Regions from separate parts of the Mus musculus genome. Here region 1 is linked to region 2. Evidence: chromatin loops called from intact Hi-C (ENCODE). Cell type or tissue: heart. All regions are shown on one strand. Links, peaks and the distances in the headings refer to the core of each region. The heading gives the core; the rest is flanking DNA. Region 1 holds the start of Cox7c (cytochrome c oxidase subunit 7C). Region 2 holds the start of Tmem161b (transmembrane protein 161B).

Region 1 (12,479 bases), core at 1,824-9,823, 1.8 Mb after region 2:
GCTGAATAGTGCATTGCCTTTCAACAGCCTGTATTTAAATACCAGTTTTGTTCTTATTTTTCCTTTGCCAAAACAAAGGTAGAGTTTGCTTCTCCCATATTTATACGAAGTCCTATGGACCTGTAAGTCAGGGAACGATCAGGTTGCTTGTATTCATATTTAAATATGAACTCAAGTCTATCCCAAATCAGCTTTGTCTTATTCTAAAAATCCTTCACTTTATTAACATAGATTGCAGGTTTTTCTTCCTTTTTTTACATAAATTATGAGAACAAATGATCATTTGCTAATATACCAAAATTTTAAGATTTTGATGTGGTGACAGCTAACATCTTAAGAAATTCAGTTATGAGAATACCCAAGGCACTCATTTTAATTTTAAAATTTTGTATACATGTATATACAGTGTGGATACATATACAAAGGTCACAGGACATTTGGTGTCTTCCATTGCACTCTTGGCTCTTTGCTTTGAGAGTACTCTACCATGTCTTTTGGTTGGCCTGGTTAATCAGAGAGCCTCAGTGATGCCCTGGTGTCTTAAGCTCTAGTTTCTTTTCTTAGAATAATATAAATCTGTCTTTAGTCTGCCAAAAACATAAATCAGTATTTTCCCATTATCAGTGAAGTTTGGGCAAAGAAATTGAATAAACCATGCACTCCTTGAGAATTACATTTTGGTACAAATCCTACCTTTGTGTTCCCACATTTGAATTATTTCAATATATTCATATTTGGGAGACCCTAGTTCAGTTTTAGGGGACATTTTTACTTATTGTACACTGAAACATGCAAGCTGTGAATTTGACTTTTACGGGAATATCACCTCTGGTTCTGAATCTCGTAAGATGTTCATTCACTACTTACTAGATTACAGATGAAATACATGAACAAGCCTCTTTAATCTCAAAAGATGACAAATTTGTATGGAAAACCTGCATATTGAAATGAATTTTAATGCCTGGTTAATTATAAAACTTTTGATAGAGTTGGAGACAATGTCCAGTGTTTTGGATTATGAAAGGCCTCAATAGAGACAATCTAAAGATGATATCTGAATGAATACATGACAAGATATGAGTGTGAGGTTGAAATTACTTAGATGTGACTATATACCACTGTTCATACTGGAGTTTTACTGGAGGATAGAGTATTTGAAAGTGCACTATATCCCATTAAGACATGTTAAGGCTTAAATATGAACTATAGCTCAGACAGGCAGGTGTTTGTTGTAAATACCCCTTGAACAACAGTTCTAGGACCATCATCAGTACATTCATTTAGTTGTCTATACCGTCAGTTTTCTATACTCAAATCCCAGAAAAGTTTTCATTTTTGCATATGGATGAATGCAGGTGTCAAGACCTTGAGATGTCTTTAACAGAACTTGAGATTAAAAGATAAAATGTAAGCTGGCTTCCCCATGTGCTTAAGAGGTCTATTCTCTGGCCAGTATTCTTCCCTCCATGGCTTTGAATGGATTCTGGGAATCTCTTGATTGCGTGCCAGCCCACACATTTTATCATTATCACAAGCAAGTAGTCTTCATACTCATAAATTTTAAAAGAAATATGAAGAGGCCCTTGCTAATATGGAGTTTGGTCTGTATATTTTAGCCATACGTGCCTTTATGTCAAACCCACATTCCTTCTATTCTTCCAGACTACCTGCCCAGCTTAATGCCTGTGCTATGGAGCCTTGAGAACTGCAAAAGGTCTATTTACTTGTTTCTAAGGAAATGCATTTATTTTTTCTGAAGTCAACTTAATTATTAAAACCATTTTTAGTAGCAATTATACTAACAACAAGCCTATGTGAACTTAATAATGATAAGTTACTGACTATACCCTATGATCCCTCTTGGGTAAGTTATTTTTTTTCAAATATAGCTGTAAATGCTATTATACACTTTGGAGGCTAGACAGTGATTGCACTATGCATTAAGCTTGTATCACATCAGCTAAAGTCTTTAACTGTTCAAGCCATGAATCCTTTCAGTTATGTATGAATTCTTTCTTGCAATTGTCCTGTAGGCATACTAAGTGTTCAATCATTTTAAGAATGCAGCAATCTATTTTCACATACTTACTGTTTTTATTTTAAATACTATTATGGTTCAAAAACAGTGATAACACCCTTTCATCAAAACCTCTGGTATTTTTTTCTATTTTTCCACCATTGGTGGTATTCCAAGAGTGACACTAGGGTCTAGCATATTCAGTTGCTACCTTTCCCTGCCAACAAGTAATCCTTAGAAAGTCTACTATGGCATTTCAAGTGTTAAGTAGTGTTTCATTGCTAACAAATACTCACTGAGAGAATTACTAATGGGAACTTTCACTTACCTCCCATATACGATACTCCTGAAAAAATATTTGTCCTATATGCTGTTATATTCCCTTGGAATTATTTTAATACTGTTCTAAGGAAGACTTATTGGTTAGCAGTACTCTCAAATACAAAACCTTCAATTTTAGGTTATAAATCTAGAAAGAAAATAGTCAAAGTACCCAATTCACTAGAACTTATTGATTCTTCACATGATTAATCACTGAGAAACCTATCTCCAAAGGCTACTTTTAAATTTAAGTTAGGATGAGTATGTATATTCAAATTGTTACTACATGTTCCCAATTTAAAAAACAAGTTAATGACACCCAGTAATTTAAGATTATAATAAAGTCTAAATCATATGCAACTGTGTTTTATGCATATGCATTCTCATTTGGGACATGTGTGAGCTTGCAAATAGAAATCCAACGTTACCTCAGGTATCTTCCTCTACTGCCTTCTAAAGCAAAGTCTTTTGTTGAACCCAGAGTTCAGTGTTAATCCTAGTTAGCTTAGCAAACCAGCTTGACCAGAGATTTTATGCCTCTTGGGTGTTGGGATCAAAAGCAGGCTATTTTGCTTGCCAGCTCTTGATCAGGGTACTCAAGGATATCAAAGCAGGCCTTATAAGCAGGTCCTGAAAGCATGTCATGCACTGACCCGTCACCCCAACTCTCATATATAGTTCTCATCAAACAAAAGTAATAACTATCACATTCCTTATTGCAGAGACGAGGCATTGAATCTTTATGTCATTAGTTTATTTACAATTTTTTCTAGTATAAGAGTTCAAGAGTTTAATCCAATTTTCAGATCATCTCTTAAACTTTCTTCATTCTGCAAAATAAAAACAAAATGGCATTAGAAGCCCGACTTTACAAGTTACAGCAATTTCATATCATCTATCAATTTGATGATACATCAGAAAGCGTTTACAGTATCATTTTATTCATACTGATTTGCTTCATCACATGTACCAAAATTTTCATGAATTATGCTAAATAAACACATATGTATATGAAGGGATCTAGGCTACCACTATGCAACATGTCTATGGAGAAACTTATTAAGTTTTTCAACCTCAGCAGACCAACTGATATACCAACTTTAATACCATAAAATAGATAACTAGGAGTGGTAGAAATGAAAAGAACACTGGAACATTTCAGGGTTTCTTTCCCATCAACTTTGTAGATGTCAATACCATTTGGTAATGTCAAAGGTTGGCTATCCTTAGTGCACTTTTGTCGCTGAAGATTCAATTATTTCTGTAGAAGACACAACACTGATTTATGAAGTGTGATTCATAGAACAAGATTATCCTCTGTAGGAACCCTACACTAGTGCTACTAGCTATTGAAACTCAATCAATTATCTCTGTGTCTTCAATGGGGTTTTAATACTACTTATCTTAGAGGTGTGTTGCATAATATATATTCAGATTATTGGGGTCAAGGAGTACTTGTAAAATACTGACCTTTACTGATCAATACTTTATTTTTTTAATAGGTTTTCCAAATTGCCTCTACCAATATGACATTTACACTTAACCTTAAGGAATCTGGAGACAACTATCTACTTGCATGTTGTGGAAGAGTGTATAGGGTATAGAACAGAAATTACTGTTTTAGGAAAATTAGAAGCTTACTAATTACCTGTTAAAGGGATGAATTAAATATCCTTATTTTTTAAGTAGCTGGTGTCTTACTATAAAGAAAGGTGCGGCAAACCCAGATCCAAAGTACACGGTCATCATAGCCAGCAACCGCCACTTGTTTTCCACTGAAAATGGCAAATTCTGTTGAGAAAGAGAGAACACGGCAAAAAACATTCGTTCAAAGCATCTGAACTTGCTCTAATAAAAGGGTCGGGAGCAACCACGTATTTTATAATCAGCTGCATTCGACAGAACATTTTCATTTTAATTTAACACGCAGGTTTTCTGAATACCAGTTGGTAGGCCCTATTAAGTGTAAGGGTCTTTTTGGTTTTAATATTTGAAAAAAAAATTACTCTCCGAAGTAGTAACTTTTAGAAACAAACACATCATTCTCGTCCGTTGTTATTCGAATTTTCAGTATCAATCACAGTACAATTTTCTCTTTTTCCTATTCCACATCCTCTCTCTTCCCTTTACCAGGCTTCACCTAACAATTCCGGGGCAGTCACCACTAAGTACTCCGTTTACTTACACTGGGGGCTAAACCGGGCCTAACCGAGGATCGCCGCTTCAAACGTGGCTTGCTGGTTTAAAGCGCTAATAACCAGCCACAGGCCCTCTTCTTTTGTTTCCAATGACCTTCAATCTCCGACGCCGCCCAGCTCCCACCGAACCTTCCAGGCCTCGCTCTGCGGCTGACAGGCGGCGTGGAGGCAGCGGCTAGGCGCCGTGCTTCCCAGTTCTCCCCGGGGTGTGGACTGAGGGGCCTGAGTGTCTCCCCGAGCTCCTGGACAGTCACTTCCCTCCCCACACGCTCCAGGCCGGCCGCCGAGCGTCACCTTGCCCCTAGGCAGCCGAGCCTCACTCACCTTCCCCGGACCCTCCTCATAGTGGCTGCGACGGACCACGGAGGTCGTGAACCTCCGGATACTCTGGCCCAACATGTCGCTGCTGGAAGTTCTGCGAGGGCCGCAGACACGGAAGGCGGAAGAAATGGCCGTACCACCTAACTCCCCTTTCTACACGACCTTGCTCGGCAGAGCGCGAAGACCGAAAGGGAAGATGGGAGTTACAACAGGAACTTCCTGAAACGTACTCAACCGGCGGGCTCTGAGGTTTGTGGGCTTTGTAGTTTAGATAATACCGGGCGCCATATCGGCTCCGATGGATTGTGGGAAATGTAGTCTGGCTCTAGAATGAGCGCGCACCAGCACCAAGTGATAACTTACCTTTAGTGATTCAATGGGACCTGAGCTGTCCTATGAGTTCAGATCTAGGATTCTTGGGATTTGTTTCCAGAAACAATTTATTGAAGAAACTAAAGCTGCTTTAACATGTGTGTTCAAGTTAATGGAACAAGAAATAAAATTATTTTCTTGTGAGTATATCAGTCATTTTGATTATGGTTCTTTGCCAAGGTTGAAAGATGTGCATTATAGTCCTGTCTGAGGGAACACAAGCAACTGATCAAACAGTATGTAGCACAAAGGATGCCGTAGTGAAAACTGGACTGAAGTGCTAAGACCTGGTTTTTTTGAAGGTATAGAAATTGGATATAAGAGGACATACAGATAGAAACTCCTATGCGCAGCATGATTAGGTTGGAGAAGACACAAGAACCTTCTGACTTCTGGAGATTCCCTGGATTAGGAATTGGTTTATTCCTGCTGAACATAACAGTTTCATGGAGCATCAACATTAGCCAAGGCTACTAGACACTCGTAGATTATTGTTTTTTTTTTAAATTGGATAATTTCTTTATTTGCATTTCAAATGTTATTCCCTTTACCAATCCCCCCCCAAACTCCCTATCCCATCCCACCTTTTGTGAGAATATCGTTTGAAAAGGGGGTCACTGTGTGTATCTCTAAATATATAAATATAACCTTTTCAGTCTGTATAATATTACTTATGTATGTAACAATACCGGATGAAATGAAGAAACCATGAATTTGAAAGAGAACACAAGGCAGGGTACATGAAAGGGGTTGGAGGGAGAAAAGAGAAATGGAGAAATGCTGTAATCATATTATAATTAAAAATTATAATTTTTAGAAGAACACCACATAGACTTGTTAAATTAAGATTAGTCTAAATATGGTTCATATTTGATGATAAAATTTGGCTGAAACTATATCCTAAGAGATGTGTAAAAATATTTCATTCAAGCTACTAAGGCTCAGAAAGTAACAGGAGTTAAGCAAATCACAGGACTACATTCTGTCATCTAGCTCTCAGTCTGTCAGTCTGTTGGTTTGTCTATCTATCTATCTATCTATCTATCTATCTATCTATCTATCTATCATCTATCTGTCATCTACATATTTATGAATCTGCCTGTTAAACATAGTTGCAAATTCTATCACAAGTGTAGGCCATCCTTACCTAATCTAGATGACTCTCTTGGACTCTCTGTGAGTATTGTCATTAAAAGAGTAAGGCAGAAAGTATCAGTGTGCCATTGTCTTGCCCATATATAACAGTAAGAGAGATGAAAGGAGGTGGGGAGGGAGATTAGTTCCTCTCCTAACTTTTGGAGTGGGGGGTATGGGGAGAGAGAGGGGGGGAGAGAGAGAGAGAGAGAGAGAGAGAGAGAGAGAGAGAGAGAGAGAGAGAGAGAGAGAGAGAGAGAATTTCATTTTTAAAATATTTTTATTAGATATTTTCTTCATTTACATTTCAAATGCTATCCCGAAAGTCTCCTATACTCTACCCCCTGCCCTGCTCCCCTACCCACCCACTCCCACTTCTTGGCCCTGGTGTTCCCCTGTACTGGGGCATATAAAGTTTGCAAGACCAAGGGGCCAAGATATTTTATTTTATCCATTTTATCTGATGGTTTGCCTTTGTGTATGCATGCATTAAAACTTGATTCTTTGACAGGAGTAGCAAGCACTCTTAAACTTTCTCTTCAGTCCCCTCTTAAATTTTTAGAAGAGATTTGTTCTGTCCTTTTTCATATTAAAAGATTTGTAACAATACTTATGTTTATTCTATTAGAATTCTATACATGTATACAATTTATTTTGATGTCTATGCCCTCCCTCCAACTCTCTTTGTACATCCTACAATGTGTGCCCCTCCCAACTTTATGCCTTCTTTGTTTAAGATATCTCACTGAGTACATTTAGTATTGCTCACATGGAAGTGTAAATGGGTTTTTAGCCATCTACTTGGCAAAGAAACCCACCAATGGTGACACGTTCTAGGGAAAATTGACCCTTCTTCCGCCAGTAGCCATCAACTGTTAATTGCTCCTCAGAGCTAGGTTTTGTGACTGGACCACCACCCCTATGCTAGATTTTGACTAGTTTAATCTTTTCTCAGGTATGTGCAAATAACCTTATCTACTGTGAATATGCAAGTGCAGTGGTAATGCTATGCCCAGAAGAAAACATTTCAAAGTACTCCTCCCCATCCTCCTGTTCTTACATTCTTTCCACCCTGTCTTCCTTGATGTTCCCTGAGGCTTGGAGGAGAAGGTCGTGTAAAGGTTCCATTTAGGCCTGAACATTCATGCTTGTTCTCTGTGTTTTGAATTGTTATAAATCTGTACTGACTAGTGCCTACTGCAGAAAGACTTATTTCACCAAGGCTGACAGCAGCACATATCTATTTGTATAAAAACAAATATTCAGAAGAGAGTTCAACAGCATTGCTATTTAGCAAAAGTAACAACAGCAGTCCCCTGTCATCCATCTCTAGGGCCTATAGTCTCCAGACTATAAATAGGGAGTACTTTTTTATTCTTAATTCTACCTTTTAGTCTACTATAAATAATGTTACCTGTAGACTTAACTATCATTGATTCTAATTTACATCAGTGAATCTTCTCTGTGATTCACACAGGCCAATGGCTAGAATTAGCTCAGAACTGAAGCAGATCTAGCATAGTTACACAAATTATTTTCATAAGAATTGTGGAGTAGCCTTCTTGGGACCTCTGTCCCTGGGAAAGGATGGCAGAAATTGGAATGTACCAGTGTCCTTTCCAGATGTGACAATATCGAGAACTGTCTTTCTTACCTCTTAAAACCCTAAGTTCTTCCTCTACTTAAAAGCCTCCTGGGAAGTTCCTTAGAGTCCACAAAAGGGGAGGACATTCATGGAATATGCAAATAATTGTAACCATCTTGTCCCCAGAGCTCAGACCCACTACCAGCTTGACCAGCAGTACCTGGCACGGAAAAGCCTCTTCCAAAAATTTTAGGCATAAATATGTGATCTATACTAATATGGTTATGCTTGCAAACAAGTAACAGTTATGGGGGATATTTAGAGTTAATAAATTATTACCTAGGTCTAACAATTACTTGAGACTTCATCAAGCAATTGATGGGAACAGATGGAGAGTACCAAAGACAAACACTAGGTTGAACTTCAGAGACCTGTGAAGGAGGCGAATGAAGGACAGGTGGAGCCACAGGGGTCAGGGACACATGAAGAGAACATGGTCCTCAGAATCAACTGACAGGGACTTACGGGAACTCAAAGAGATCCGGGAGCCAGTAGAGATCTAACCTAGGTCCTCTTCATATATTTTATGTCGGAGTAGTTTGGTGTGGTGGTTTGAATACACATGGCCCAGGGAGTGACACTATTAAGAAGTGTCATTTTGTTGGAATAGGTAGCCTTGTTGGAGGAAGTGTGTTCTGTGGGAGTGGACTTTGAGAACTTTGTGGAACTCAGTATTCTCATAACTGCCTAAATAACAAGAGGTAGAACTCTCAGTTCCTCCAGCACTGCCTGCCTAGATGTTGCCATGCTTTCTGCCATAATGATAATAGACTGAAACTCTCAATCTGGAAGCAAGCTCCAATTAAATGTCCTTTATAAGAGCGGCTGTGGTCATGGTGACTCTGTCCTTTATAAGAGTTGCTGTGGCCATGGTGTCTCTTTACAGCAATGATCACCCTAAGTAAGACACTTTGTGTTCTCGGGTAAATCCTAACAATTGGAGCTAGAGCTGTCCCTGACTCTTTGATCTACTTGTGGGATTCCTGTTCTCCTACTGGGGTGATGACTAATTTTGAAGTGATGGTGTATGCCGGGTCTCATTGTAGCTTGTTATACTACATTACCTGATGTCTTTGGAAAGCCTGCTCTTTTTGAGGGGAGGCAAGAGTGGTGGTGAGGTGTGAGTGTTGGAGGAGGTTCTGGGAGGATAAGAGGGACAGGGAAGGAAAGCTGTAGTCAGGATGTAATATATGAGAGAAAAATAAATCAAGTAAAATAGAAATTAACCTCTTTTCCAATATTCCACTAAGCATTTCGCATCATAGATCTGAATGGCAGCTTTGTTTAGTCATTTAATATGTTTACCCTAACTAAATGCCTGTAATTTTCCATTTACTGGGATGGTTTTTCAGATTTGATAAAAATTGAACATAAAACAGTGCTGTTTGGCTATCTTATATCTTTGGACAATATTAGACATACTTAAAAATGCACATTCCAGCATTCTGATACTCCGTGTTCATGGCTACCATTGCCCTTAGGGTATGTACATGACAATTACTTCAAAACACTGGATTAAAACACTATTCTTTAATTTTTTCTTTCTCCTTTCTTCTCTTTTTATGGGTGTGTGTTTCTGTGCATGTCTGTGTGTTTATCTGTAAGTGTATGTTATTGTTTGTGTGTATGTGTGGGGGTGTTTTAGTGACATAGCATACATATGGATGTCAGAGGACAACATTTAGGATCGGTCCTTGCATTGAGACCTTGCTTTGAGAAACTATCTCCTCGCTCCTGTGTAAGCCAAGCTAGTTGGCCATTGAGCTCCTACAGACTTTTCTTTTTTTATTTCTTCATTATAGTATTCTGGGATTACTGACAGTGTGCTTCTGTGTCAGCTTTTACCTGGGTTCTGAGTATCTGAACTTATGTCTTCAGGCTTGCAAAAGTATTACTACATACTGTACCATACTCTCCCCATTTTTATTTAAAACATAAAACACACACTTAAACATATGCAGTCTCTCCCTCTCCCTCTCCCTCCCCCTCCCCCCTCTCTCTCTCTCATTCACACACACACATAGTCACAGAAACACACCACCCTCAAAAAAGAAACAAACAACTAATCATAAGTCATGTTTTATACTTAAACACACAGTGTTACACACACACACACACACACACATACACCACCACCACCACCACCACCACCACCCAACAAAAAAAAAATCATAAGTGAAGTTTTACACTATTTATATATTGTTCTCTTTATTACTCTCTAAAATTATCAACTAGTTAAGAACCTAATAGCATATTTTGAGAATAGATTTTGCCCTTATCTTGGTCTCTTTTAAGTTCACTATTAATGGAAAGGGGAAAAGCTCAAACAAATCTGGTGGTATTCTATTGTTTAAGCAACAAGTTAATAAAATACGGATGGCTGACCACAGATTCCTCCTAACTTTTCACTGAGCAGTGAGAAGCATAGTGGGCCTTTTCTTGACTTTTGTTATGAGCTTGACCAGAGGAATCCAATAGACTCATACTCCAATATTTCTGAGGCTTGCAGCTTCCATTTAGGAATGTTTTCTTAGAAGTCCATCACCTTATTAGAAACTAATCCTCAGTCTTTGAGATCTGAGAGAAAATCCAGGCCATTGATATGGAGAAAACACAGCAGGTTCAAGAAGTGGTCATGGGAAGAAGATAAGTCTGGAAGGAGAAATGGAGAGTGCAAGGAGGCAGATGAGAAAAATAAGTGATAAAGATAGGTCTTTCTGCCAATCCACAGATGTTCTCCTTCCCACCCACACCGCAGACACATGAATAAGGGGCCCTAGGTGGCTCTCCCACCATTTTACTCACCCACACATTTATAAAACATGTCAAACAAACATTTTCCATATAAACCTGTCATCCCCAGAACCACAGGGAGTCTTGTACACCACTGACATAGCCTCTAAGCTGTGGAGTAATTTGGGACAAATGTAGAGACCTAAAGCAAGGACGATGCTACACTTCTTCTAGAGGACACTTAGCAATCTGTATTCCTATTGTAGGAGCTGGCCAGACAAACGCCAATTACCTTGGAAAAACTTTGGGAAAATGTGATATATTTTTACTATGAAGTTCATTGGAGGAGAAATGAAACATTCCATGAATTGATTAACATAAAATAACAATTATCCTTAGGGACAAAAAAAAAAAACACTCAAAAGCCATATTTAAAAAATAAAATCCATTTACTTTAAGTAGTGAGAAAGTTGTATATCACAAAGTAAGGCACTCTTCAAACACACAGGAGTATTTGGAGACTGAAATATATTATGTAGAACAGTGAAACTAAAATTAAAATACAATATTTGTTATGCAAATTCAACTTTACTTAAAATGAATTGTGTAATGAAGAAACTTTACAACATAAACTGAAAAATCCAAATTAACACCTATCTTTTGGTCTTGAATTTATATATCTTCCAGACATTGTGACACCTGTTTGTAATTTCAGATCTATAAGAGAAAAACCTGACATTAGAAAAAGGAGAAAACATGACAGGACTGAGTTAATTAATATTTGCACGTATGCTGCTGAGTTTCTGTATATTTGAGTGATGCCACTGGGAGACAAGGGTATGAGAAGAAAGAAAAATCATTTTCTGATGAGTGAACTCGACTACACTGTGTTTCTTTTGTTTAAAATTTCCTCCTTTCCTTTCCTTATCCCCTAGTGTCCTCTTCAAAACTCTTACCTAATACAAATTTCCTACAGAAAAAAAATTAACACCTTCAAAATCACCAACTTCAAGCGCTGTTCTCTTCACTTAGAAAATAAAAAGTGTATAATATTCCATGGAAGTAATGTCATGTATTATAATGTTATGTCTTACCTCATTACTATTCCATGGGAATATTTAGAATAAAAGCTAGTTTTTAAATTATCATTGTACTCATCCACAAAGTGGCTAATTAACATTATGAAGTGGAAGGAATGAGGTATTTGGTAGAAAGTGTTATTGGCTTTTTATGATAGAAAAATCCTTAGTACTAAATAGATATTTACAGAGAGTTGCTGTAAGATGGTTTCTATTTACACACACTCTGTCTCTCTGTCTCCGTCTCCGTCTCTCTCTGTGTATGTGTATGGACATGTTGCAGTAAATCACCAACTCCAATAAGCCCGTACAAAGAGTACACAACTTAGGTATAATATTTACAAGCTGCATGCCTAGATTGGGCAGATATACCACTACATTATTGTATTGCACACCTTTGCTACCTGTGGCTCCTCCAGGGCATGTGGTTCTTCTCCATCTTCCTTCTACTTCCTCTTCCTCTGTGTTCCTTTCTCTCCTCTGCTCCTTGTATCCTCTTCTGTTGTGTCCGGCCAACAGATCACAGGTCTGGGTTCTAGCCTGGAAAGGCATTTTGGAAACCTGGAAGAGAAGAGGGGCTAGGCAGCGCGAGATAAAGATGGAGCTAAGACAGTCATCCTGATCAAAGCTCAATTTTACTATTCCGCCTGCAGTAATGA
Region 2 (12,479 bases), core at 1,937-9,936:
TGGTTGAGAATATATACTCTTGTATCACAATGAGTTTAAACCCTCATTTGCTAAAACTGTTATAATTTTGTCAAAGTTATGCATATTTTGGGGGACTCATTCTTTACAGGTAAACATATATATATATATATATATATATATATATATATATATCAACTATTTATAGATATTTCCATAAAGGTGATATACTTTCTTTTAAAAGTATAATACAATGCCAGGTACATGTTATTTATAACAACTACATAGATAATTGTTTAAATAGACCCTATTTATATTTATTATATACACAAATATTTTAAAGCTGTATTACTACTGGCTATCACTTAGAATTACTTCATTGACTAGTTTCAAATGAATAATTATAAAATATATGTAAGAAACACAAAACACCCATTCAATGAACAGCTATATACAGTCTATCTAATTTTAGTAAAGAAAATATTACTTTAAGAATAAGTAGGGACAGGGGAGATGGCTCAGTGGGTGAGAGGATGGGATATTTAAACAAGAAGACCAGTATATGAATAGCCAAGCTTGGCAGCTTGTACTATAACCTCACCTTTGGGGGTTGATGATGGAAGAGAAGACAGGCAAATGCTGGCAACTCAATGTTCAGCTACCCTAAATCTATCTAATAGGGTTCAGTGAGAGAACTTGTCTCAAGGTGCAAAGCCTTACCATGTGTGGGTGTGGCTACATCAATGTAATACAAGGCACACATAAAGAACAAAAAAAAAAGTAAATCCACAATTTATTATCCATGTTATACTTAAATTGTTTTTGTTGTTGTTAAATTTTTAAGTAGGATCCTGTAATACTTTATTGTGAGTTTTTGTTTTATTTGACTAATTTTAGGAATAGGTTTATCCATGTTTCTATACTTGTAATGAACTTTTTTCTAATGCTATATTCTACTGTGTGTATATTCTCAACATATTTCCCTACTTTTCTATCAAACTACAATGGATTATTCCTAAATTTTGCTGATTTATATGACATTGTTGTAAATGTTCTTGTATATCTTGTGGTACAAAGATACTGCCCATTTTTAATTTTATTAGTTATGTCAAATTGTTTCCAGAATCGGTATCAGTGCCACCTATTAGAAATGTATAAATGTTCCATGGATACTCCCAGTATCAAATTGTTACTTACCTAGAGGATATGAAATCTTATCTCTATGGTTAGGTAACTCTTTGAGTTTTGCTTAGATATAGTGCTGTAGAGAGAATTACGTGAAATTTTTCAAGCTGGATTATAGTTTCAGTTTCTGTACTGTTCCCTATTTGGCTAATAAAGGCTTCCCAGTTTTTTAAAAAACTGGGTTTTCTTGTCATTGAAATGACACCCTTTTAGGACTTAACCCTTATATTTTGTTTATTCACCTATGACCCATTTCTAGTAAAAGTACTTCTTTTACTGGTAAAATAACTTTTAGTAGTAAAAAACAAAAACAAAAACTCCCGATCATAGGAAATATAACTCTCCCATTTTCTTTAGTGTATAACAGTAACTGATAGAAAGATGAAAGTCAATATTTAATGGTAGAATAAAGCTAGATTAGATTTTAAAGAGACACTTTTATATGATTTTGTTTAAAGTTGTTTATGACTGGTGTGTGTGTGTGTGATCTTGTTTGACTAAAGATTTAATCTAGGTAGACTATTTAAGAAGACATTTCTATGGCTAGAAAAAATGACTCAGTTTGTGTCACAGTTAGCTTCGGTTGTCAAGTGAACCTCAGTTAAATAATTGCCTTCATCAGACTGGTCTGTAGAATATTTTTTTGGTTAACAGTTGATGTGGGGCTCGGGTCAGCCCATTATAGATGAATATTTTTATCCCTTTGTGTTCCGTCTTTTGAGAACTCTTTTATTTCTAGGCCTTAGTGTTTAATTGGATTGTTTTCTTGATGTTCAGTTATTTGTTTTTGTTTTACATACAAAGGCTTTGTCAAATGTATAACTGGTAAATCTTTTTCTCAATCTATAGGCTGCTGCTTTGATGGAGTCCTCTGTGACACAGAAATGTTTTCATTTTCTGAGGTCCTGTTGTGTTTTTTTTGGGGGGGGGGCTTTTTCCTGTTATAGTTTGGTAGCTTTATTTGATTGCTTGCATTTTTGGGTTTTTTTTTTGTTTTGTTTTGTTTTGCTTTGTTGTCTTAAAGTTTTTGTTTATGTTGAAAGTAAGAAAGAACATGAAGATGAGTAGATAGATGGGGAAGGACCAGGGGGCACTTGAGGGAGGGGGAAAACGTTTCAAATGGCATCAAGATCCCATTATGGGAAGATAACTCAGACAAGTAAAATGCTGGCTGTTCTGAGTTTGAATCCTCGGACAAGTAAAATGCTGGCTGTTCTGAGTTTGAATCTTAGAACCTATGCGTAAAACAAAACCAAATCCCCAAAACAAACAACACACACACACACACACACACACACACACACACACACACACACACTTGTTATTGTTTCTTGGAGAGAGAGAGAGAGAGAGAGAGAGAGAGAGAGAGAGAGAGAGAGAGAGAGAGGAAGAGAAGGAGGGAGGGAGAGACAAAGACAGTGGAGACAGAGACAAAAGGATTATATCTTTTTAAAAGCATGGTGGGCAGCTCTTGAGGAAGGACACTTGTCTTTGGCTCCCCCTACCCCAGATCCTGTGAAAATATACACTATACAGCTTGTACAAGATTTGTCATTGCACTCAACTTCTAAAATCAATGGGGGGCGGGGGGGGGGGAAGGAACATGGCAATAAAGATTCTCAGGAATGCTACTATTATTGAAGGAATGCAGTACATTTTTACTTTTGAGACTTTTATGTAGCCCAGACTAGCCTTGGACTCCTGGCTCTCTACCCTCCAATTGCTGGGGTTAGGGTCATATGCCTGGTTTAACTTCTGAAGACCTTATCTCCTAAATTAGAAAAGTAAGAGCAATATAGGTAGGCTTTAAGAAGCTTTATTGATGGACAATTTTTTTTAATAATTGTTTCAAATAGAACAGTTTAGAAAATGAATGCTGAATGGTAATGGATACATTTTCAATTATCTTTCTCTGTGAGTGTAGGGCTTTTTATTCACGTCAAAGCAATTACACTGAACACAATTTTGCATTCTTTACTTTGGATACTATAACAAAAGTACCATAAACTGAGTGATTTAAACCACAAAATTAGTTCCCATATGTATCACTGGTGGGGGTGAAAATGGACCCCTTTGTTGTTGGCAAATGAGTTGTGACTAAGTTCTCACATGGTGCAGAATAAACAACGAGGAAGCAAGTTCTTCTCTCTCTGACAAGGACACTCAGCACACCACAAAGGTCCCATCCTCTGATCCTACTTAAAAGGCAACCATTTTCCTCTAGTGGCTTTTTGGAACAATTGCAAAATGTTCCACTAACCATATATGGCAGAACATGACCAATAAATCATTGTTACTGGTACATGATTTTTCTAAGATGGCCAATAAAGAATTTTAAGTACAATTTACCTAAGGAAACAAAACCCAACTTTCCACATAGTTACAGACTAATTACCATTTACAAGAAATAGAAATCACAGAATAAAACATATCATATTCAGTAAAGGAAAGAGAAAAGTGTTTGAATTTTTTTTAGAGGTAAAACTATTAACACATTTTGTTAAGACGGTTTAAGACTTTTAAAAATTGATTTTTAAAATTGGAAGAGTTTCAGGCCAGAGTGCTCATGTAAATACTATTCTGTTGATATTTATACACATCTGAGATCAGTTCGTAGAGAGGACATTTTAAATTATCACAAACCCCACATGGTAAGCAGCCATGACTTTTATCAAAGACTGTGATCATAACTAATTTGCCAAAAAGATCTTTTCATCTTCATCATCACATTTCCTCTCTTTCCTTTTCATAATTCTTTCTCTGAATCTTTGTCAAAGACTTCTATACATTTAAGAAATAGAAAATGGTCAATAAAAAAAAACAGGTAATTAGTAGAATATATTGTTTTTTAATAGGACAAAAAGACTTGATACAGTTGTAAATGTAAACATATACACACTATGTGAAACTAAAGTATTTTAACCAAGGATTGTTAATCAATGCGCCATGTACAAAATAGAGAATATAGAATCTGACAGTCTATTGAAAGTAATAAGGTAGTAAAAACTGATTTCTTGTTTTTCCTCTGGCAGGAATGGATTCTATCCTGCTAATAATTCCTATCCTACTGTCATATAGGAGAAGATGTTTTCTGATCCTTAACAAGGCTGCCAGGTTTAGGACAGATGGAAGACCCACTGTGTCACAAGTGAAAGACAAGACTTCACAGAATGTGATGTCACTGACAGGCTGATAGGCACTCGCCACCTCCATCTTTTCTTTCTCAAGGATAGCAATGGCTTCCCCCAGATACAGGAGCGGTCAACCGGAGTCCTTCTTTACTATACTGCAGTTGCCCTGGGGCCTGTCTATTAACAGGCTTGTTTCTATAAAGCAGTAACAGAACCCTTGGGGAAGTTCTCAGTTTCACAAACTATTCCTCAAGGCTATTGGTCTCGGAGTAGCTTCTCTCATTTCTTATAATTTCTCTATCACCTGTCACCCTATCTCCCCCCACCATTAAAAATTAACATAATGTATAAACTTTGTTTCTGTATCCTTTTGAAACAGCACCAATCTAACATCTCTAGGTAGCTCAGGATTGTTTCCCAGGGTCCTTGGGCCAGTTAGAGGTTGAACATCATAGCTGTTTCATAGTTGCAAGTTTGTGCAACCTTGACTGCTGAAGATGAATTTCCTCCCCAGTTCTGACTCCACAAGAGAACCACATTATGGTAAAAGGTATCTCACGGAGAAGGGTGAGATAAGCATGTTTCCATAAGGATCGTTAAACGGTGTGATAATTTCTGGGCCAAAGATGCTCTGTGTCCTTATTTCAAACTTACCTCTATGGTTAACCCTCATCACAATATAAAGGCAAGTTCACTGGTACAGATTTGGAAGGAGGGAGGTGTCATAAAGCATAAATGTGTGTGTATTTATGTATGTATGTATATGAGAATGTTGTAAGGCCCTTTTTGTTCATATTGGTATTAAGTAGGTAGGAAATGTCCATACTGAATTTTCTTCTTAGCTCCTCTGCTCTTTGTAGATATCCTCTGGCTTGAGCTGGCGTCTGTGAAGAGCAAAGAACTTCTAAAGGTCACATTCCATTGACCTAAGAGAGGAAGGTGCTTGGACAGCATGAATTTTTAACTGAGATTCCAAGGTACTGCGTAAGGAAAGCGGACAGAAAAGAGGCTGGCTGAGCTAAACAATTTCTGAATGATCTCAGCATGAATACAGCCAAGAAGGTTCTTTACCCTCAATAAACCGTCAGAGTACGAGGGCTACACCCACCCAGCTGATCCCTGCAGCAGCACAAACCGACCACCAGCGCCCGCGAAAAATACCGCACCTACCTAGGAATCCTGCGGGCATGCCGCCCCGCCCCGCCCTGCCCCGCCCCGCCCACCTACCTGTGCGCCTGCGCCCCTGCGTTCTCAAGGTCAGCCCCGCCCCCCGCCCTAGCCTCACACCCACGGAAGTGGCTTTAGAGAACGCCTTGCGGCTCCTCCTCTCTGCGTGGCGTGGGGTCGCTGGCGGTCCGGAGAGGGAGGAACTTCCTGTCCCATGCGGGCAGGACTTCCGGCCGAGCCGGAAGACCTTTCCCTTCGCGGTTTCGAGAGCTCCGTTTTGCAGAACCTGAAGGGGAGATTCTGGACGGTCCCGGGGACTCTAGACTGTCTGTCCCACGACCTGTTCTTGGCGTTATGGTGAGTCTTGTGAGGATGAGAGTGACAACCTTCAGGAGGAAAGGACAGGGAGGTCAGTCTGTGAAAGGAGCCGGTTGATGTCCCTGCTGGGAATGGAACCTGCTGGAGCGTTGGGATGAACCGCTGGCAGGACCCCAACCTTCCCAGAGTGCGCGCGGCCGCCGCCGGGGTTCCAGACAGCCGAGGGACCTGTGGGGTTGGAGAGGGGCGGGTCTGTCGGAGTACCCAGTCTAAGGAGTCTGCCCTCGCGTGTGTCCTGTGGCGCCAGGTGGCCCACTGATGACCTTGCTCTACCCACCACGTTGTCCCTGCCACCTTTTCCCGCCGCAGGCTTTTGGCTGAGATTTTAAGGACGCAGCAGTGCCTTTTTGCACGCTTGCCTGTCTCCTTGGAGACAAGCAACGCCGAGGCACTTAAGACAAAATTGGCTTCTCTTAACACTCAACTAGAGCAGAACTGAAAATCAATGTCACTTTTAAAGAAAATGTCCAGGTTGAGTCCCAACAGATTTAACTTGAAAGGAAAAATTTGTAATTTCCTATTGTACATCTCTATCGAAGGAGGGAGCACAGCTTGAGCCATATTATTTGCAAGTGTCTTAAAGGTTAGGTGAGAAGGATACGTAAACATAAAAAGAACCTGGTGTGAGAGATTGGAGGGAAAGGAGTAACCGAAGGGTGTTTTACCGTGAGGCCAGTCATTCTCAGAGTTCTCTGCTGTTTTAGTCTGAAAGGACAAGGTTCAGGGACTTGTACAAAGAACGTCTTAATCAACTGTAGATAAGAAGCAATGGGTGCTGACTGATCACACAGTTCAGGAGTTAATTGATGAAATGAATGGGATTTCGAAACATCTAAGTTTGGCTTTATTGGGGGACTATGAGAGGAAGGCAGGTGGTTGTGTAGGGGCTGGTGACTGCAGTCAACTACTTCCTGGAACATAAAAGGATTTAAAAAAGATAGTTGCTATTTCCAAGGTCCTAGGGTTCTGGTAAAGTTGAACAGGCAATCAGCCACATGAACGATTTCAAACCATCTGCAGAGACTTCTATCTTGGGTTCAAGCTTTAGTTGACTATGCTGCTGCCTTTTTATGTAGACCACACTGCCCTCTGATTCAGAGATCTGTCTGCCTCTGCTTCCCAAGTGCTGGGATCAAATGCATATGCCACTACTCCCAGTTTGGCCATGCCCCTTTTTTCAGGATTAATATTGCTGTTTTGTATGACTTACTAGAGAATAAAAAAATCACCTGGTTCCAGTTGCAAACTACCAGGTGACTTGTTTCTTTTAATGTTTTTGTTTGTTTGTTTGTTTGTTTTAGTGTTTTGAACCTCTGAATAGTATGGCTTAGATTCCTTAAGAGAGTTCTGTTTTCATTTGAGATAGTGAAATTAGAGAGGGAACGTTAGAACTAGAAGGAATTAAAGTCTAGCAACCTCCCCATCTCTTCAAATTTTACAGAAGGAAGAATGTGGAGTTTAGAAGCAGGCAGTGTTATACCTGAGGTGAGGTCTAATAAACTTGGTCTTGTCTAGGAAGTTGACACTAGTATCTAAATAAAATGATTAAATACACGATAGTCACAGGGAAGCTGAATTAGAGTGTGTTCTCTGCATCCAGAGAGCCACAGAACCATTCTGGCCGCTCTAAGGAAGTAGATATATTTTCAGCTAATCTCTTGGTGACACTTCACAATGTGGGGCCTGGTTGTCCCCATTGTGACATTGATCTGTCTTGTTTTTGAGTTAGTTACTTGACTAAAGTTAAAGTTGTTCACCGCTATGAAGTTGATGTTTGTGTATGGAATTGCCGTCATTGCTTGGAATCCTTTAAAAAAATAAAGCAAGGATGGTCGGAATTTAGGTTGAGCTTGGTTGAATTAACAGTTTGTTTTAAGTTGTGAACCATACAGTGAGAAGAACACTCACTAGACATGAACTCTCAAGACCCAGATTCTACCCATTAGTTTACATACATGCATTTGGTAAGAGTTTGAACTCTTTGAGAAGTTCTAAATTCCTGGCAAAAGTAGAATTGGCTTTTAGTCATCTTCTGATTCTTTACATTCAGTGACTTAGAACCTTATTTCATGACAAATACAAGTTTCTGATTAAAATTTAATGTGGTACAGAGACTTGATCTACCAGGGTTGAGGGATATTCTGGGGGCCCCACCTGCTCGGGGTGGGGGTGGGGGTCAGGGGAAGGATTGTGGGAGGGGGCCAGTGAGTGGGATGTAAAGTCAATAAGTAAAAAAGAAAAAAAGATTTAATATGGTTCCCTTGCTCTTTTAGTTCCTTTAAAAACATCATTCATATATATTCACACACACACACACACACACACACACATCATTTGGGTAGTCTGAGAATCCTTGTCTTTATATTAGGCCAGCTATTTCATGTCTTATAAATGCTACCCCACAGTGAATATTTTGGATTTACTGATGTTTAATTGGTTATAAATTTATTCTGCCCTCTCATTCTCTGATCTGGTTTTGTAGCCCCCAAACTTCATAGATGTGCTGTGTGTATCAGGTTCTTGTATTGTGAGCAAAGGACCATAGGCTTGTGACGTAGACCAAAAATACTGAACTACATTATTTGCTTTCAGTATGTGAAAATATTTGGTAGAAAGCATACTGCAAGTGTTTTAATTCTGTTCCACTTTCTGTTGTGATGGAAATCTTGCATTGGTTTTGATTTATGAGAGAACAGTAGCACAATTAGAGCAACATTTTGAGTTACAGATCCCTGGTGGCTTGTTTAGTCAATGTAGCAGTTTAATAATTTGCTGCTGTTAATTGTGGGGAGACAGAAAGCTTTGCTATAGCAGAGTTGGTGAGGAGCGGTGCTGGGAAGAAATAATGTGCTATGTGATTAGAGAGAAACACACACTTGGAGAGTACCGACCAGTGAGTTGATTGTAAACTGAGGGAGTCAAGGAATAGCTGACATCTAGTGAACTTGTGAAGAGTGTTGGGATACTTAAGTTTCCTTAAGAATGCCTGGGCATGGTGGTGCATGCCTTAAATCCCAGCATGGGATCTGTGAGTCCAAGGCCAGTCTGGTATACAGTGAATTCTGTACTATTCAGAAAAAAAAAAAATACCTATGATTCTTGGTTTTAAAAAAAAATGTGTATTTGGATCCTATTTTGAGTAGTAAAATTTTAGAATCTTTGCATGCTTGCTTTTGGAAACAGGTTCTTAATTCAGTAGCTCAGGCTAGCCTTGAACTCCCTGCTTTCCTGCTTCAGCCTCCCAAATGCTGGGATTATTGTATGAGCTATCATTCCCAACTCAAAATTTTATTTTTAATAAATTCTATAGTTAAGTCTGAAACAAGTGGCCTTCAAACCATTCTTAAAGGAAGATGGAGGACTAAGAACTGGGGGGTATTTATTGGAGGTTCTTTTGCATTTGAGCGAAAGTGAGATAATCCTTTTGAGGATTCTTTTTTCCTTTTTCCAATTTTTTATTAGGTATTGTCTTCATTTACATTTCAAATGCTATCCCAAAAGTCCCCTATACCCTTCCCCCTCCCTGCTCCCCAACCCACCTACTCCCACTTCTTGGCCCTGGGGTTCCCCTGTACTGGCCATATAAAGTTTGCAAGACCAAGGGGCCTCTCTTCCCAATGATGGCCGACTAGGTCATCTTCTGCTACATATGCAGCTAGAGACACGAGCTCTGGGGTTACTGGTTAGTTCATATTGTTGTTCCACCTATAGAGTTGCAGACCCCTTCAGCTCCTTGGGTACTTTCTCTAGCTCCTTTATTGGGGGCCCTGTGTTCCATCCAATAGCTGACTGTGAGCATCCACTTCTGTGTTTGCCAGGCATGCCAGCAAGATTTTGCCGAAAGGACCCTGATACAGATGTCTCTTGTGAGCCTTTTGAGGATTCTAAGGAGGTTTTAACATTGAATGTAGTAGCAGAGATCTGAGTTTCTTCTCAAGTTTTCTGATTTCTCTTTCCTGCGATTCTTTGCTCTTTGTCTTCCGAGAGGCCTAGTCAATCTATGTTAGAGCCTTGTGTTTCTTCGGTTAGTATTTTGGTTAGTTAAGGTTGTGCCTGAGCACCTTTGCAGAAACAAACGTTTGTAAACTACCTTCTGCTTTTTTGCTTGTTTGACTCTATTTTCATTGCTAATGACATAGTATGGTTTTATTCACAGTTCTGGTCCAAGTTAGAGGGACTTCATCTAGTTGATGGCTTTGCTGACAGTGAAATGTTTCAGCAAATGGCAAGTGAATGAGTGAAGAAGTATCCTCTAAAATAATAGGGCTTTTTAAACAGTTGTCTGGTAGGACAAAGGGTATAGTCATTCTAGCCAAACCAATAAAATATTCACTTCACAAGGACTTTTGTTTTGTGTTTGTTTGTTTCACATAATTCCAGAGCAGATAGGATAGTAAACTACGGCTTGTCCTCTCTGAAACTCACACTAGGGTTTAACTTCCAATGACTTAGGAGGGTAGAAACTTCACCTAACTCATGTTTCAGGGTATTGCCATTGGGATGTGATAAATTCCACAAGATCATCAAAGTAGAGTTCCTACAGTCACATAGGTGCTGGAAAATGAACCTGGTTCCTACGGAAAAATAGCCACTGCTCATAACTGCTGAGCCATCTCTCCAGTCCATAAAGATATTTTTTAAAGAGGGACTTTTGATTAGGTTTAGATTGTGTGTGCAAGTCTCTGTTCTCCATGCCTCTCCATTATCTGTAGCTTTTACCAGAGTGATATGTGTCTTTAATTAAAAAAAAATAATGTGTTTTCATTCATTGAGAATTTTATAGTGTATTTTGATCACATTATCTGTGGGTTTGGATGAATAGTTTTTGTTTGTTTGTTTTTTTATGTACACCCATCATTATGGTATAAGTGTATTTTAACTCCCCTGAAATCATTCTTCCTCTTTCCCTTCCTCAGGCAACCACTGATCTTTTTTCACTATAATCAAGGGTTTCCAGGATATTATATAATTGGAACCATGCAATATTAAAACCCTTGTGGATTGGCTTATTCTTCTTTGTAATATTAAAGTCCCTCTACCCTGGCCTTTGTGTCTTGATAGTTTTCTTCTTCCTTTCCTCTTGTGTTTCCTACCCTCCTCCTCCATTTATTCTAAGACAGAGCCAGGACCTATACTTGCCAGTCAGTGGTACTTGGATTGCAGGGAATGTGCTGTGTGACAAAACTTGTCCTGGGGAGATGTAACACAAATGTCTTCTCATCAAGATAGGGAACCTATGACAGACCTAAGTAAGATACCACCGAAGTCCAACTTGATGTGTGCTGTAGGGTAACTTAAAAGATTATGGGTAAGGGATTACTTACAGCAGCAGAAATGACTCTGACATCTATATCACTGAGCCCTCCCCTTACCCACTCCACCCAACACATGCCTAGCACAGGTGACAGCTCACAAAGCTGGAAACCATGAGCGCACTAGACAGCCTAAAGGCAGCTCAACAGGCTGGAGAGTGTTCTTTCCAGGCGCCTCCACTGGTTGAAACCTCTTCCAGGCAGCTTGGCTGCCTTCTCCTTCCAGTCAGCTTTTATGGTCTCAAGTTTTCTTTGCAGCTCTGAGTCGTCTTCTCAGCCTGGTTTCCTTCTGTCTGAGGGTAACTCTCAGCTTTCATTGCTTACTCTGGCAGGGAAGGCACTAGGGAATCTGATTAGTTTCAGGATCTTACTGAGGCTATTTTAAGTTGTTTACCTTCATATTTAAAAAAGCTTTCCTTTTTGGGTGGAATGTTTCCATCTCTAAGGGAAATATTAACCAACCAGGAGGACTTCTGTGGGACTGGAAAGCTATGCATCAGAGAACTGGTCTAGAGCAAGAGTGAAGTCAAGACAGGTTGTGATCAATTTACTTTCTTATCTCATACAGTAGGCAATCTCCTTCCTGTGAAACAGATCACCTACAGAGAGGGTGTTCCTACCTCAATTAAAATAAATTTTCTTAGGAAACATTAAAATTGTTCCTCCCCCGCTTAATCTTATACTTTATTCTCTTCCTACTTTCTCTCATGTTGGGATTGGTGTGTGTCACCATGTCTAGCTATATCTTCTTAGACCAATATTTAAATATTTCACTTTATTTTGGATGCTGATATAAAATACTGCTAGCCGGGTAGTGGTGGCACACACCTTTAATCCCAGCACTTAGGAGGCAGAGGCAGGTGGATTTCTGAGTTCAACGCCAGCCTGGTCTACAGAGTGAGTGCCAGGACAGCCAGGGCTACACAGAGAAACCCTGTCTTCAAAACAAAACAAAACAAAATACTGTTTTGTTTGAACCTGAAAAATAAAGTCAATGAGGACATTGATTTTTATATATTAGATTATATTCTGCAACCTTGCTGTATATTCACTTTTGGATCCACAGTGTGTCAAATTAGTGCTCTGCCTCATAGAGTTCTGAGGAAACACATCCCATCCACCAAGTCGCAGTACTTTCATAACACTTAAGTAAGACAGAAATAGTAATTCTGTTATTAAATTATAGGACTATCTTTTGTATTTTTGACATAAAGTGTAAGATTTAAGGTAAAAAGGAACAATTTTGATGTTTCCTAAGAAGATTGAGGTAGGAAGGCCACCCTGTCTGTAGATGAATTGCTCCATAGGAAGGAGATTCTACTGTAGTAGACAAGAAAGCACGCTGATC

Evidence for each region. Hi-C counts contacts between places; a loop is a spot of excess contacts. Peaks named below come from ENCODE experiments on the same cell type or tissue, not always from the same donor. Only the 100,000 strongest peaks of a DNase experiment are listed, where the experiment ranks them.
Region 1: a loop joins it to region 2, with 12 times the contacts of the local background. A loop is called at or near these places in 4 of 42 quality-filtered maps.

Annotation. Positions count from the first base shown.
Region 1 is chr13:86,041,741-86,054,219 of GRCm38, forward strand. It overlaps Cox7c (cytochrome c oxidase subunit 7C), which reads right to left and starts at 5,055. Exons shown (of 3, transcript NM_007749.3): 1 at 4,861-5,055; 2 at 3,987-4,129; 3 at 3,058-3,168. The coding sequence starts at 4,935. The coding sequence ends at 4,013. It overlaps Gm22574 (a small nucleolar RNA gene), which reads right to left and starts at 3,308; the gene lies at 3,249-3,308. In heart, for the core only: no CTCF peak of the experiment used is centred there; a DNase peak (open chromatin) is centred at 5,091; H3K4me3 peaks cover 1,953 bases; H3K27ac peaks cover 1,398 bases.
Region 2 is chr13:84,216,637-84,229,115 of GRCm38, forward strand. It overlaps Tmem161b (transmembrane protein 161B), which reads left to right and starts at 5,660. Exons shown (of 12, transcript NM_175187.5): 1 at 5,660-5,798. The coding sequence starts at 5,796. A230107N01Rik (RIKEN cDNA A230107N01 gene) reads right to left here and starts at 5,539. Exons shown (of 2, transcript NR_138587.1): 1 at 5,502-5,539; 2 at 2,945-5,254. In heart, for the core only: a CTCF peak has its summit at 5,414; a DNase peak (open chromatin) is centred at 5,635; H3K4me3 peaks cover 2,060 bases; H3K27ac peaks cover 1,559 bases.